Linked DNA regions of Homo sapiens: region 2 is linked to region 1. A link is an interaction called in ENCODE POLR2A ChIA-PET data of the cell type or tissue named here. Cell type or tissue: OCI-LY7. All regions are shown on one strand. Links, peaks and the distances in the headings refer to the core of each region. The heading gives the core; the rest is flanking DNA.

Region 1 (5,450 bases), core at 1,451-5,450:
TAAAAAAAATGAAATATATCTAAATCATAACTCAAAAATCATAAAATAGAACATATGGAAAAGACTTTCCTCTGGATGCACGACACTGTTGGCTCCCTAAAGAACTACTTTTAGGGAACAAAAAACTGTTCAAGCCCAAGCATATAAGTTTAGGCCCCTTCGTGGGGAGAATGGCTTATAAGCGGGGAACGGGAAACGAGATGGAAAGATGTATGCGTTTGTAAGACCCACAGGGAAGAGACTTGTCTACAGCTAAAACAATGAGTTATTGTTGCCTTTTGTCAGGCTTTCGTGGGAATTTGTGTTTGTATATTTTAGATGGACTTGGCTGCAAACTTAAATTGGAGAAATTTAGTGGTATATAGTTAGTATGGATAGCTAAACTTTTTAAATAGCATTATTTTGAAAAAAAAGCAATAAACACAATATGTATAATATAACCCACTGACTTTCTTGAAATATGATTCTATATTTAATAGGAAAAGGAAACAGCAGCCTATTAAAAATGTATCAGAACAATAACTTTTTATTAGTCCTACTAACATCTGAACTTTTATGTTCCTACCTACAAGTCCCCCATCATCATTTTTTTTGGTAAGATTCACATTTTCCCAGGAGGAAAATTTAGTCCCAGCACATCTTACAAATGAAGTTTCTTATTTTCACAACATTGAACCATTTATTGGCATATTCTAACACATTTAGTGTATATTCTTCCTAAACAATTCTGTGAAGAAACTAAATTACTCAGTAGCTTACCCCATTCCCCCTACACACGAGAAAAGAAACTACCCAAAACCAGTAATTCACAATAAGACCCAGCAGCTAATTGCGTGAACTTTTGAATATGTTTAACGTGTTGAATTAAAGTTCTTTGTGAGCATTAATTCATTAATTGGGCTCAAAATTCAAAATCACACCAAGTGTCGGTCACATAGGGAACTCTGGTCTCAGGGTTTGAATGACAGTGTTGTTGATTAGTTCAAGCTCTTGCCTTTCTCTAAACTTTCTTGTGTTCACTTTCAGGAATTCTATGAGCATGCCAAGGCTCTGTGGGAGGATGAAGGAGTGCGTGCCTGCTACGAACGCTCCAACGAGTACCAGCTGATTGACTGTGCCCAGTAGTAAGTAACCGCCACCCAACCCATCAGCACATAAAACAGACAAAAACAAGAAAACATGAAAACCTGTGATCCTGCTTTGAAAGTTACTTGTTGATGATTCCTTTCTTAGAAGCCAACCAGTTACCCCACTGGCAGAAAGTTCTAATCTGATTCAATTGTTTATTTATAAAGTCCTTAATTGCATTTTTTTTCTTTTAGTGCAGCGACATTATTTTACATAAACATTTAAAGCCTGTTAGAGCAAAATGATGATGAGTTTCATAGTATTCCTAATTAGTAGGAAGTAATTAATTGAATTGACCCTAAGCATTTAGGGAAATAGGGCTGTGCTCACATTTTGAATAATGTAAAAATACTATATTTTATTGCTGTAATTTTAAAACATAACAAAGAGGAATGGTGAAGACATAGCTACGCCTCCTCTCTCCTTGGTAGTTGTTGATTGATCTATTTCTGCTCTCAGGTAAGCGACTCTAGTAGCTGCCTAGTGTTACTAGATCCTAGTGACTCTAGGTAGAGTTTGTTTTTGTGTTGTCTTGACTTTTGAACTCTATTTCATATCCTTATTTATTCCTTCTCACCGGGTCTTGATTCAAGGATGGTAAGTGGTCAATGGATTTTAAATCCTAAACTGTACACCTAAGCAGTACAATACCGTGGTGGGGTTATTTTCAAATAAAACAAATTACTACCTGCGAGGAGGACAGGTTAAGGCCTGCAGTAGCAATGGGAAAAGCATCTTTCTCCAAAGTCACTCATAAAGGTGGGCTCACCTGGTTGGTGTGTTGGCAAATGAAGAAGGGGGAACTTAAAACACAGACTTTATTGCACAACTCTACCTGATGCCCAGGCTGCTTCCCTTGCTGCCTAACACCTGACTTACCATTGCCTCAGGGATCGCCCTCTGTCCCTGTCACCCACCATGGTCTCTCCCAGAGGACATCGTACCCGATAGCTAGAAAGTTGCCTTTGAAATAGTTTATGGCTTCCCTCATCTTGCACATGATATAGCAAGCATGTGGTGGTCAGGGTTATTTAAAAAATATGTAAACATTATTATTATTTTTTTGAAACGGAGTCTCACTCTGTCACCCAGGCTGGAGTGCAGTGGTGCGACCTTGGCTCACTGCAACCTCTGCCTCCTGGGTTCAAGTGATTCTCCTGCCTCAGCCTCCCGAGTAGCTGGGACTACAGGTGCCTGCCGCCACAACCAGCTAATTTTTGTATTTTTAGTAGAGATGGGGTTTCACCATATTGGCCAGGCTGGTCTCGAACTCCTGACCTTGTGATCCACCTGCCTCGGCCTCCCAAAGTGCTGGGATTACAGGCATGAGCCACCGTGCCCAGCCAAAAATGTAAAGATATCTTCTGTTTGTTGATGCTGCAGAAATGCACAAAGCAGTCTCAGTTAATGATATTCTGAAGTAGGAGTGTCCTGTGACTTGGGGCAGGGGAGTCTAGTAGAGGTTTGATGTTTTAGCCATCCTTATTACAAGTAGCTGAAACTCGGAACTGATTTTGCTATAGGAAGTATTAGCTAATCAGAACCAAGGTGCCAGGCTGACTCACCAAGGGCTAAGATTGCTTTACTTAGTAGCCTCAAGCCCAAGGAACTGATTGTGAAAACCACCTGAATAAACAGGAGGGAGGAAGAGGTAATACTGTTCATCTATAAATCATATAAGCCTCTGTTAGGGTCTGCGCAATCTATCAACCCCAGCCCTGCCTTCCCATAGGAAATTCCTTTATTTTCAATTGCCACATACATAGATATTCCACGGTTTAATATACAAGCAAATGTGTATATTTTTTCAAGGAACAGAAAAAAACAGTCCATCTTGGCTGGTCCCTATGGCCCCCAGCCCCCACTCCTTCTTCAACAAAGTCCCTGATTTTCTCAAAAGTTCGAACCAAAAGCTGGAAGCGCTAATTATAGTAACGCAAAACAAATGGAAATCCTGGAATTGTTTGCATTTTGTATTTTGGATCCAAGTCAGAAGTTAAGTACAGGTACAAGATTAAGAGAGTTTAACCACCCCAGTTTTGAATGCTGGGGGGGCAGGGAGACCCAGTTTCGTTAATTAACAGTAGCTTAGCCAGATTGTTGAATTTTGTCGGGTTTCGTTTTCTCTCTCAAATCATTTAGAAGTTTTTGGGGTTTTTTTAAGCAACACTTAATTACTCCTGAAACTTTGTCTGAAAACGCACCATTTGTATAGATCATGAAAAGTTTTAAGGAAACTCAGAGAAAAAGAGAACAACGCAGCTTAAAACTTTTAAAATGTCCTCCCTCACCCGTGGCTCAAACAGCCCTGCATCTGCCGTGGCCGGCACGTTTCTGGTTGAACTGCCTTTATGTTAAAGTTCAGATACTGGTAGTGTGCCCATTTCTTAAGCTGTCTATTTTTATTTGTTGAGCTGGGGTTTGGCTGGCTCCACTCCAGATGTCTCTCTCACAAGATTTGGTGCTGATGATCTATTTATAGAACTGTGGTTCTGTTGCCATGGTAACATGCTGGAGGCCAGGGCGGCTGGGGAGCTATTTCTGGACTGGTGCTGTAATGTAAGATTGATTGGGCAAGTTAGTATATCCTCTAAGCCAGACTAACTCTGAACTAGTAAAAAGGAAGAGGGGAACAGAAAACTTAGGCAGTTTCTTTAAATAAACTTTTCTCTCTTTATGATTTTCTTTTCTCGTTAGCCCGCTTTAAAACAATTCCAATCTCTACATGCCCCTCCCTCCAAAAAATAACTGGTTTTAACATTAATTTTCCATATTAATTACCCCAATCTTTCAAAAGTAAATTTTCCTGTGTGTCTAGTCAAGCAACACAAACAAGATGCTTTTTTTAATGAAAAGCGTAATATCTGGAGTGTTCTATTTCATGGACCAAACAGAACGGAAGAGAACTTTGTGTTTGTTTCCTGTTCAGGATGGCTAGGGCGAGAAGGGCCCCTTTGTGCCAACCTCTTTTGTTCTCTTTAATCAATGAGATTCTTAAAAAGTAAAAAGGAAGGGATACAGATTCTCAGTAACTAAAACAATCTCGTGTGCCCTTGAGGGGAAAGTCCTTGATGTTTTTAAGAATGTCACTTTATTGTTTTTTAACTGAATGATATAGAGGTATACAATTTTCAAACTGTTTGCCATTTTAATCAAGCAATTTGAAAATTAAAATGTTTTTGTCAGGCATTACCAAATGGCACAGAATGTGATAGGCCAGCCTGGTTTTGGGGTCCTTTCTCTACTGGTTGATATGCATAAAACCTTCTAAAAATCAAGAATATTGCCAGAGAGCAACAGGAATAAAGAAGCTAAGTAAAGAATAAAAAAGAAAAATAGAAAAAATAAAAATAAACACGAAGAACAAAGCCCCACCACCGTGCTGTGCTGTTTGTGTGGCCCCACTGCGTCGAGGCCACAGGCTAGCTGCTAGACGCATCTAGAGTTCCCTGATTCCTAAAATTATTTATCTTAAATCCTGTTTGCCCTAACCTTCTTAAGGCATCAGCTTTGAGTTACAAATGTAACCAACACACAAGCAAATGTGCCATTGACTTAGTGCTGCATAACTGTGGGACGGTCACTTCCGTTGAGCCTGACCTTGTAGAGAGACACAAATAGTTGGCAAATTGATGTGAGCGCTGTGAACACCCCACGTGTCTTTCTTTTTCTCCCAGCTTCCTGGACAAGATCGACGTGATCAAGCAGGCTGACTATGTGCCGAGCGATCAGGTGTGCAAAACCCCTCCCCACCAGAGGACTCTGAGCCCTCTTTCCAAACTACTCCAGACCTTTGCTTTAGATTGGCAATTATTACTGTTTCGGTTGGCTTTGGTGAGATCCATTGACCTCAATTTTGTTTCAGGACCTGCTTCGCTGCCGTGTCCTGACTTCTGGAATCTTTGAGACCAAGTTCCAGGTGGACAAAGTCAACTTCCAGTAAGCCAACTGTTACCTTTTTATATAACAGAGATCATGGTTTCTTGACATTCACCCCAGTCCCTCTGGAATAACCAGCTGTCCTCCTCCCCACCAGCATGTTTGACGTGGGTGGCCAGCGCGATGAACGCCGCAAGTGGATCCAGTGCTTCAACGGTAGGATGCTGTGGGCTTGGCTGTTCGTAAAGAACGCTTTGCTTCTGTGTTGTTAGGGATCAGGGTCGCTGCTCACGCTCTTGGCTTTGCTCTCTTTGGTTAAGATGTGACTGCCATCATCTTCGTGGTGGCCAGCAGCAGCTACAACATGGTCATCCGGGAGGACAACCAGACCAACCGCCTGCAGGAGGCTCTGAACCTCTTCAAGAGCATCTGGAACAACAGGT
Region 2 (7,093 bases), core at 2,057-6,056, 57 kb before region 1:
ATTGAGGTTGTTCTAGAAGGTGAAATATACCATTCCCCTTAAACAATGATGCCCAGAAGCCCCCAGGGTGGCTGGAATTCCCACTATGAATTGCAGAAATTTTAAGCAGAGCTTCCACTAAAGCCAAATTTACCTTCCGAGATTCCCTCTTTCCCCTCCAACCCCCACTTTTGCCTCTCTCTTAGTTGCTTTCCCATGGTGCTGTTCATCTTTTCTGGAATGGCCTCTCCTCCCCTGAAATTCTTTGCTGCATCATCAGCTAGTCTGGAGAAGGAATCCACAAATGTCTGGACCCACTGTTCAAGCACAGGTGGTCAGAGGACAGTGGCATGCCTTGGCTGAAACAGAATTTGGGGCACCTTTTGAGAAGGTTGCTGAGCTACAGCTAATTAGCTGAGTGAAGGGGTCTGAACTCACGATGGGGGCTTTTTAATCTGAGCATATCAAGTATTTTCATAAAGACTTTTTCCACTACCTCTAATATCAGCCTTGCATCTGCCTCTAACCTGGTATCTTGCCTCATCCATTTGAGGCTTTTTTCCTTTAGCTGGCATTTGCTTCAAACAGCCTGGCCACGCAGACCCCTCTGCAGATAGCAGTATGCTGCTGCCTCCACCGGCCAAGGCGGGCAGAGGAGAGTCTGAAGGGAAAAGGATGGCAGCAGCAAGTCTTGATTGAAAAGTAATTAATTGTACAGCTTCAAAGTCTATTACTACTCACTCAGCACTCAGAAAACATTTGTCACTGGGAGGCTGAGAAGCTTCATAGTTGCCTAAATTCTTTTCTACCTTCTCTTTCTGCTTTTACTTTTTCCTCAATTGAAAGAAACCCACTGACAACCAATGACATGAATGGGCTGCAGAGAAGGCACTTCTGCAAACTTCACCACCCACCTCCTCCCTGCAAAGCCGCAGACCAAAAGGAAAATGACTACCAAAAAAATACTGTTTTTCGTGGTTTCTGTTCCCTTCCCTTTCACCCACCTCCCTTCCCTCTCTCTACTTTGCCTTCTCTTTGTTGGCTACAGGGATAAACCCAGAAAGCTGACAGGTAGCTACCTAAACTTGAGATATGCCTTATGCTTTTGGTAATGAGTAAGAATCCCAGAATGTAAGTAGAAACACAATTACTCGTTGAATACATATGCCATGAAAGCATCAATAGAGAGGTGAGACTGTTTGGGAGGCCCAGGGCATCACGTGCGGCTTCCAAGGAACGGGGCTGTAATGGTGCTGTTCAGAGAGTCAATGGTAAAGAAATACACACATTCTTTCTATTGGGGGTTCCATATTTTCAAAACGCCACTGTTTGCCACCTGTGGCACCTGGGCCATTTGGCTTTCCTCAGACATGCAGAGTTTAATGGAAGCATGAGAAATTCTTCCCATGCCTTTCTTAGTACATCAAGTGCAGACGCTATTATTTTTAAGTAGCCAAGTATACACAATTTTCAAGTAAACCATCCCTGGGTTTCGACAGCCAATCCTGTCCTCCCCTACTTGACACATCATCTCACTGCAGCCCTACACTCCAGCACACAGCCCCTCATGACAGGGGTCAAGACCCTGGCACACAGCGTCTATCCATCCCAACTCGGCCTTTTTTTTCAGGCACCAGCCTCTCCTGACTTCCTCTTCCTTAGCTGCATAAACACATTAATAGACTTTCCTTCCTCAGTCCTATCACATATTTATCTTTTCCCATGATGGCAATCCATCCAGCACTGGAAAGCTATGTTTAAGGTACTTTGCTATTATACAATTATAATGGCAGATCCTAAAAAAGCCCCGGCAAGGTTAGGCCCCAGACGATGCTGCCCACTAACATCCAGCACTGGCCATCTCCCTCCAGATCAAGGCCATGTTTCTGTCTTGAGCTAGCAAAATTATCAGCCTTCAGGAGGATCACCAGACAAGCCAACCAATCAGGCCAATCAAGGTGGACCCCAGTAAACCCACTAGCCGATCACCCCCAGCTCTTACTATACCGGATTCCTCAGGTCCCTGTGGCCTTGCAGGTGCCACAGGTGGGTCAACTCCTCGAACATTTGGCCACACTTCTGGGGTCCCTGACCCCATTACTGATGTTTCAGCTCTTAGCTCCACTCACCTAAAGGACTTAGGTTTTTCAGAGTCTGGTAGCCAGTCACTACAGAGAAATAACAGGAGTGGAAAAAAGGGGGAATATCAGGGTTAAATACTGGGATTTATTCTTCCTAGTCTTAATTTATCTTTAAATTAAGGCAATTCCTATTTAAATCTAAGGGTCCTTTCTCAGCTTATAGTGGTGATTTTCAACTGGGGGAGATTTTGCCCCCCAGAGGACATTTAGCAAAGTCTGGAGACATTTTTGGTTGTTAAAACTAAGGGGATGCTACTGGCATCTAGTGGGTAGAGGCTAGGGATGCTGCTCAACATCCTACAATGCACAGGGCAGTCACCACAACAAAGAATTGCCTGGCCCCAAATACCACCAGTGCAGAGGCTAAAACACCAAGTCTAGATGAGATGTGCTGAGTGGTTCTGAAACCCCTTCCTCTGGTGTGCTCCCATCTCTCCCTTCTGAGTCCTCCCTACTCACTCCTGGACTGTCTCCCTTTTTCCTGTCCAGTGCGCCAATTGTTCAAGATTCTATTACCAAATGTATTTCTCCCCTAAAGAGTTTTCTCTGACTCCATAAATTCATCTTTGTAAGTACGATTGCCAATTTGAATGTGTGATCTTTATCTTTTTCTGAACTTCAGACCTTTCCTCCCAGAAAATGGGCTGCAAAAATCTCCATCCCAACTGCCCAAAGTTCCTTAATCTGCCATGTCTAAAACCAAATCAGCACTGCCACCTTGCCAGCCCCTCCCACTGACTTCCCTGTCCCACTCCCAGTGTTCCATCCATCTGGGTGCCACACTTTGGCTCCTCCATCTTTTGTGTCTTTCTAGCATAAGAGCTGCTCCAGGAGGATCCTTTGGGACCCCTCTTGAGTGCCGTCCTTCAGCCTTCCTGCTTCCTTCACCGTGCTAGGTCTCTCCTTTAAACATCTCCTTTGTGCATAACCCCTTTCCTTTGTTCTCGATCAGGATCATCCTCCATGCTGCTTCTGCTTTTCCTAAAAGTAGGCTCAAATCCTCACTTGCAGAACAAAAAACTTTCAACATCCTTTCCGTTTCCTGCCAAAATAGCCTCAAAAGTGCTTGCCCTCATACTCCATGGCATCCTCAGAGAGATTCTATCTAATTTCTCCTAACTTTTCTCCCCCTGCTCCCCAAGAGCCAGCCAAGGTGGCCAGTTGTGTTTACCCAGCCACGCCCCATGTTTCCTACCATTAAATCCTTTGTTCGTGGTGGGCAAACCGTCTCCCATCCCCCACTACCACCTTCTATTCATAGCCAAGGCGTCTATCCTTCCTTGGAGGCCCATATAAAAAGTCATTTTCTCCAGCAAGACTTTCAAGGTCCCCCCAGGTGGAGTTCTTTTCTTCCATTTGTATGCTGCTCTACTCTCCAGGATGAGGAACTGGTATTTGTCTAACTTGTTAAATTTGTTTTAGTCACCTCCATGCATGTGCTCCCCTGGCAAAGCTCATGATATCAGAAAGAATGAACAAAGGGGTCCCACAGACCCATGAGGGTGTCGAACAGAGACCCTGAACCCGTTCCTCGACAAATGGTACTTTGGGGGTGAGCGCGAGGCCTGACGAAAGCAAACAACCCCTTTGGAGCACCCATGGCAGCCTCCCTGGGGCTCCAACCCCAATGTCTACTGACCTTCCACTTGTGCAGGCTCAGCATCCCTGGGGCCTCAACTCCTTATCCATCCTGGGCTGCTCCTCGCAGTAAGCCCTCTCCTTGGGGTCCTGGCCCTCTACCTCCCAGCCCTGGAAATCTTCTTGCTCCTCACCTTGCCCGGCAGTGGCACCCCGTTGGCTGGGTTAGCCTGCCGCCATCAACACACCCAAGGGTTGGCCCCTGGGACCCCACCTCTCCCCCGAGGCTCGGCAACCTGTGGCATGAGGAAGAGTGACCCCACGGCGCTAGCGGTCCTCGTGGTCTTCCAGGCCTAGCCGCCATACACCCGCCCCCCACCGGCTTCCAACCACCCCAGCAGCACCTCTTCGGGCGTTCCAACGCGGCGCCCCCTATTGGACCTCCCACCCATATCCGGTTTCCGGTCTGACGCCCCCTGCTCATTCGCCAGGCAGCCTTGATTGGCATGACCCCTGCCCAATGGCTGACCCGGCGCTGGGGTCGGAGGGGAGTGAGTTGGTGTTGGGACCCAGTTGGGCCATTCAGTGGATGCTCAAGTGGTTAAGCCGTCTTGCGTGGGTGTAGTTGGCCAAAGTTTGAATCAAAGTTCAGTGTTGACATCTGGAAGTGTGTAGACCCATAGAGCTAAAGCGATATATCTTTGGGGGATCCCAAACGTTTCCCAGGGTCCAACTGTGTTCGCCTCCTTCCGTGCTGCGTGGCCACATGGATGGTGGATGCAGGGGTGCAAGGATGCACGGTGCCTGTGGTACCCTGGCTCTAAGAGGGATGCATTAGACTAAACGGGATCGCAACTTGCGGTGGTTCGCCCGCCTGCAGCTCTTATACAGCAGCCCGTGCCGTGCGCCCTGCTTGCTGCAGCCCGCCCTGTGTAACTCATCCAGCCTCCCCTCCCCCAGGGTTCTGCAGGTCAGATGACCCCCTGCCTCCTGCCCAGTTGCTCTGTGCCTAGACGTGGCTCGCCAATCTGTCTCACTGGTGAGACCGACCTGATGCGCACCTGCCGAGTTTTATGTGACCCCCTTACAGCAGCTTTTCTCCCGGGTTCCAATCCCTCTGCAGACCCCAGACCAGAGCATAGCATGTGCACACATCAAGGCCACCAGGTGGTGTGGGCATTTACCTTTGGCTAGCTCTGAGCTCACCGCAGCATGGTAGCGGGAGCGCAGCTGCGCGGGCAACCGCCGGGTTTGTGGCCGGTTGGCGGGCTCAGTGCCGCCTCAGTGGGCTCTAGCAGTAGAAAAGTAAAGCGACTACCCTAAGATACCCAGAGCGAGAGGAGAGGGGCTAGAAGGGTGCTGGAGGCAGGCTGTAGTGGGGCTAAAGGAGCTGACTGACCAGCGCTGCGGCCGGTGCCCGAAGCAGCGAGCAGCGCACCTCAGCTCCGGTTGCCGCGCGGCATGGTATTTATCTGTGGGTTCAGTGCGCACAGCGTTGTCCAGTCTCGAAACCACCCTAAACCGGCATTAAACCCCAACCAAAATCCCCTTTAACCCTTCCCTAGAACAGCAGGACCTGCGAAACTCTGAGGCCGCTTTGTGAGGTCCTCCTCTGCGCAGCACGCCCCCCACCCCTCTCTTGGTGCCGCCGCAGCTACTCCCTAGGGGGCTTTGCTCTTGGTGGTACGCACCCGAGACCTTCTTATTCCCCTGCGTCACCATCCACATAAACAAGAGAGCACCCTGCTTGCGCCGCTGTGGGCCACTGCGGAGACCCCTAGAGTGTGATGGGGGTGGGGGCTGTTAAAGTGCTTTACCGGAGCCAACCTCAGCAAGTGACAAACAAAAGCAGCAAAAAGTACACCCAAGGCATTTAAAAAACAAATTGCGTGCTTGCATACTCGGCATCCCCTCTCCCTCGCCTCTCTCTGCTTCTTTGGTGGGCTCACGACCACCTGTCGCATCCCTACGCGTGCCTGCGCCCCTTCCCAGGCACCAAAAGCCTTGCGCTCCGGACTAGGGGCTTGAGATCCGGGGCTGCCTGGAGGCTGGGGGCTATGACTCAGAGTTTCAGGGGTATCCTGGGGTGATGAAATCCTTCTTCAGTCCCCCCTCCCCCGAGGAGTCGGTTGGGTTGGGGAGGGAGGGTTTCAGCTCCTGTACTCCAGCGTTCCGAGGCCCACGTCTTGCGTCACGTGTCCCGCAACGCAGGAGCGCTTTCTCTGGCCAGCGGAGAAGCGAGGAGAAAGACTCCAAATCAGTCAGGGAGAGGAGTGGAAGGAGCCAAAACGTCCCTGCGAGGCCTGCGCTCACCAGCCCCCTTACCCAAAGTCCCGGGCCCCTGGCGCCAGGAGCAGGCTCCTGGAGCCGGAGCCAGCTCGGCACTGGAACCGGCGTCCTCTGGTGGCAGAGAGAGAGCGCTACTGGCGATTTTCGGACCGAATCGGCACGCTCGTCAGATCCAAGCAGGCGGGACTGGCCTGGAGCAAAAAGAAAGAGAGAGGAGGGCGTAAGGATAGACCAAGGAAGAGGGGCTGGGGGGCAGCCTGGGGGCATGAAAAGTGGCCAGGAAGGAGCCAAGACTCCACCAGCAACAATTGAGTTGCTTCAGCCTCAGTCTAGGGTTCCTTCCAGGCCTTGAACCCCCCAACCTCACAAGGGTTGGAAAGTGAGGCCGGTGAACTTTCCAGCTGGTACTTTGATTTTAAAATAATAATAATAATTTTTTCACCCTAGTTCGGTTGGGTGCTCCATCTTACGGAGCCCCAAACTTATTTTGAGAGGCCGCCACCGTGTTATGGGCGTGCGCAACTGCCTCTACGGCAATAATATGTCAGGACAACGCGATATCCCCCCTGAAATCGGGGAACAGCCCGAGCAACCACCTTTGGAGGCCCCAGGGGCAGCTGCCCCCGGTGCTGGGCCTAGCCCAGCCGAAGAGATGGAGACCGAACCGCCTCACAACGAGCCCATCCCCGTCGAGAATGATGGCGAGGCCTGTGGACCCCCAGAGGTCTCCAGACCCAACTTTCAGGTCCTCAACCCGGCATTCAGGGAAGCTGGAGCCCATGGAAGCTACAGCCCACCTCCTGAGGAAGCAATGCCCTTCGAGGCTGAACAGCCCAGCTTGGGAGGCTTCTGGCCTACACTGGAGCAGCCTGGATTCCCCAGTGGGGTCCATGCAGGCCTTGAGGCCTTCGGCCCAGCACTCATGGAGCCCGGAGCCTTCAGTGGTGCCAGACCAGGCCTGGGAGGATACAGCCCTCCACCAGAAGAAGCTATGCCCTTTGAGTTTGACCAGCCTGCCCAGAGAGGCTGCAGTCAACTTCTCTTACAGGTCCCAGACCTTGCTCCAGGAGGCCCAGGTGCTGCAGGGGTCCCCGGAGCTCCTCCCG

The links. ChIA-PET counts read pairs that join two places held together with the same protein. Peaks named below come from ENCODE experiments on the same cell type or tissue, not always from the same donor. Only the 100,000 strongest peaks of a DNase experiment are listed, where the experiment ranks them.
Region 2: POLR2A ChIA-PET joins it to region 1 with 5 read pairs; 6 of 35 experiments call an interaction of 5 or more read pairs at or near these places.

What each region holds. Positions count from the first base shown.
Region 1 is chr20:58,904,357-58,909,806 of GRCh38, forward strand. GNAS (GNAS complex locus) reads left to right here. Exons shown (of 13, transcript NM_000516.7): 6 at 1,027-1,124; 7 at 4,806-4,860; 8 at 4,994-5,067; 9 at 5,165-5,223; 10 at 5,328-5,448. Among named protein-coding and RNA genes, the nearest start is that of GNAS, 16 kb to the left of the region's middle. RefSeq lists an enhancer at 3,287-3,766. In OCI-LY7, for the core only: no CTCF peak of the experiment used is centred there; DNase peaks (open chromatin) are centred at 2,684, 3,625 and 4,045; H3K4me3 peaks cover 1,865 bases; H3K27ac peaks cover 3,280 bases.
Region 2 is chr20:58,846,771-58,853,863 of GRCh38, forward strand. It overlaps GNAS-AS1 and a transcript of GNAS not described here. Among named protein-coding and RNA genes, the nearest start is that of MIR298, 32 kb to the left of the region's middle. RefSeq lists an enhancer at 5,788-5,887. In OCI-LY7, for the core only: CTCF peaks have their summits at 2,319 (motif pointing left) and 4,138 (motif pointing left); a DNase peak (open chromatin) is centred at 4,191; H3K4me3 peaks cover 2,348 bases.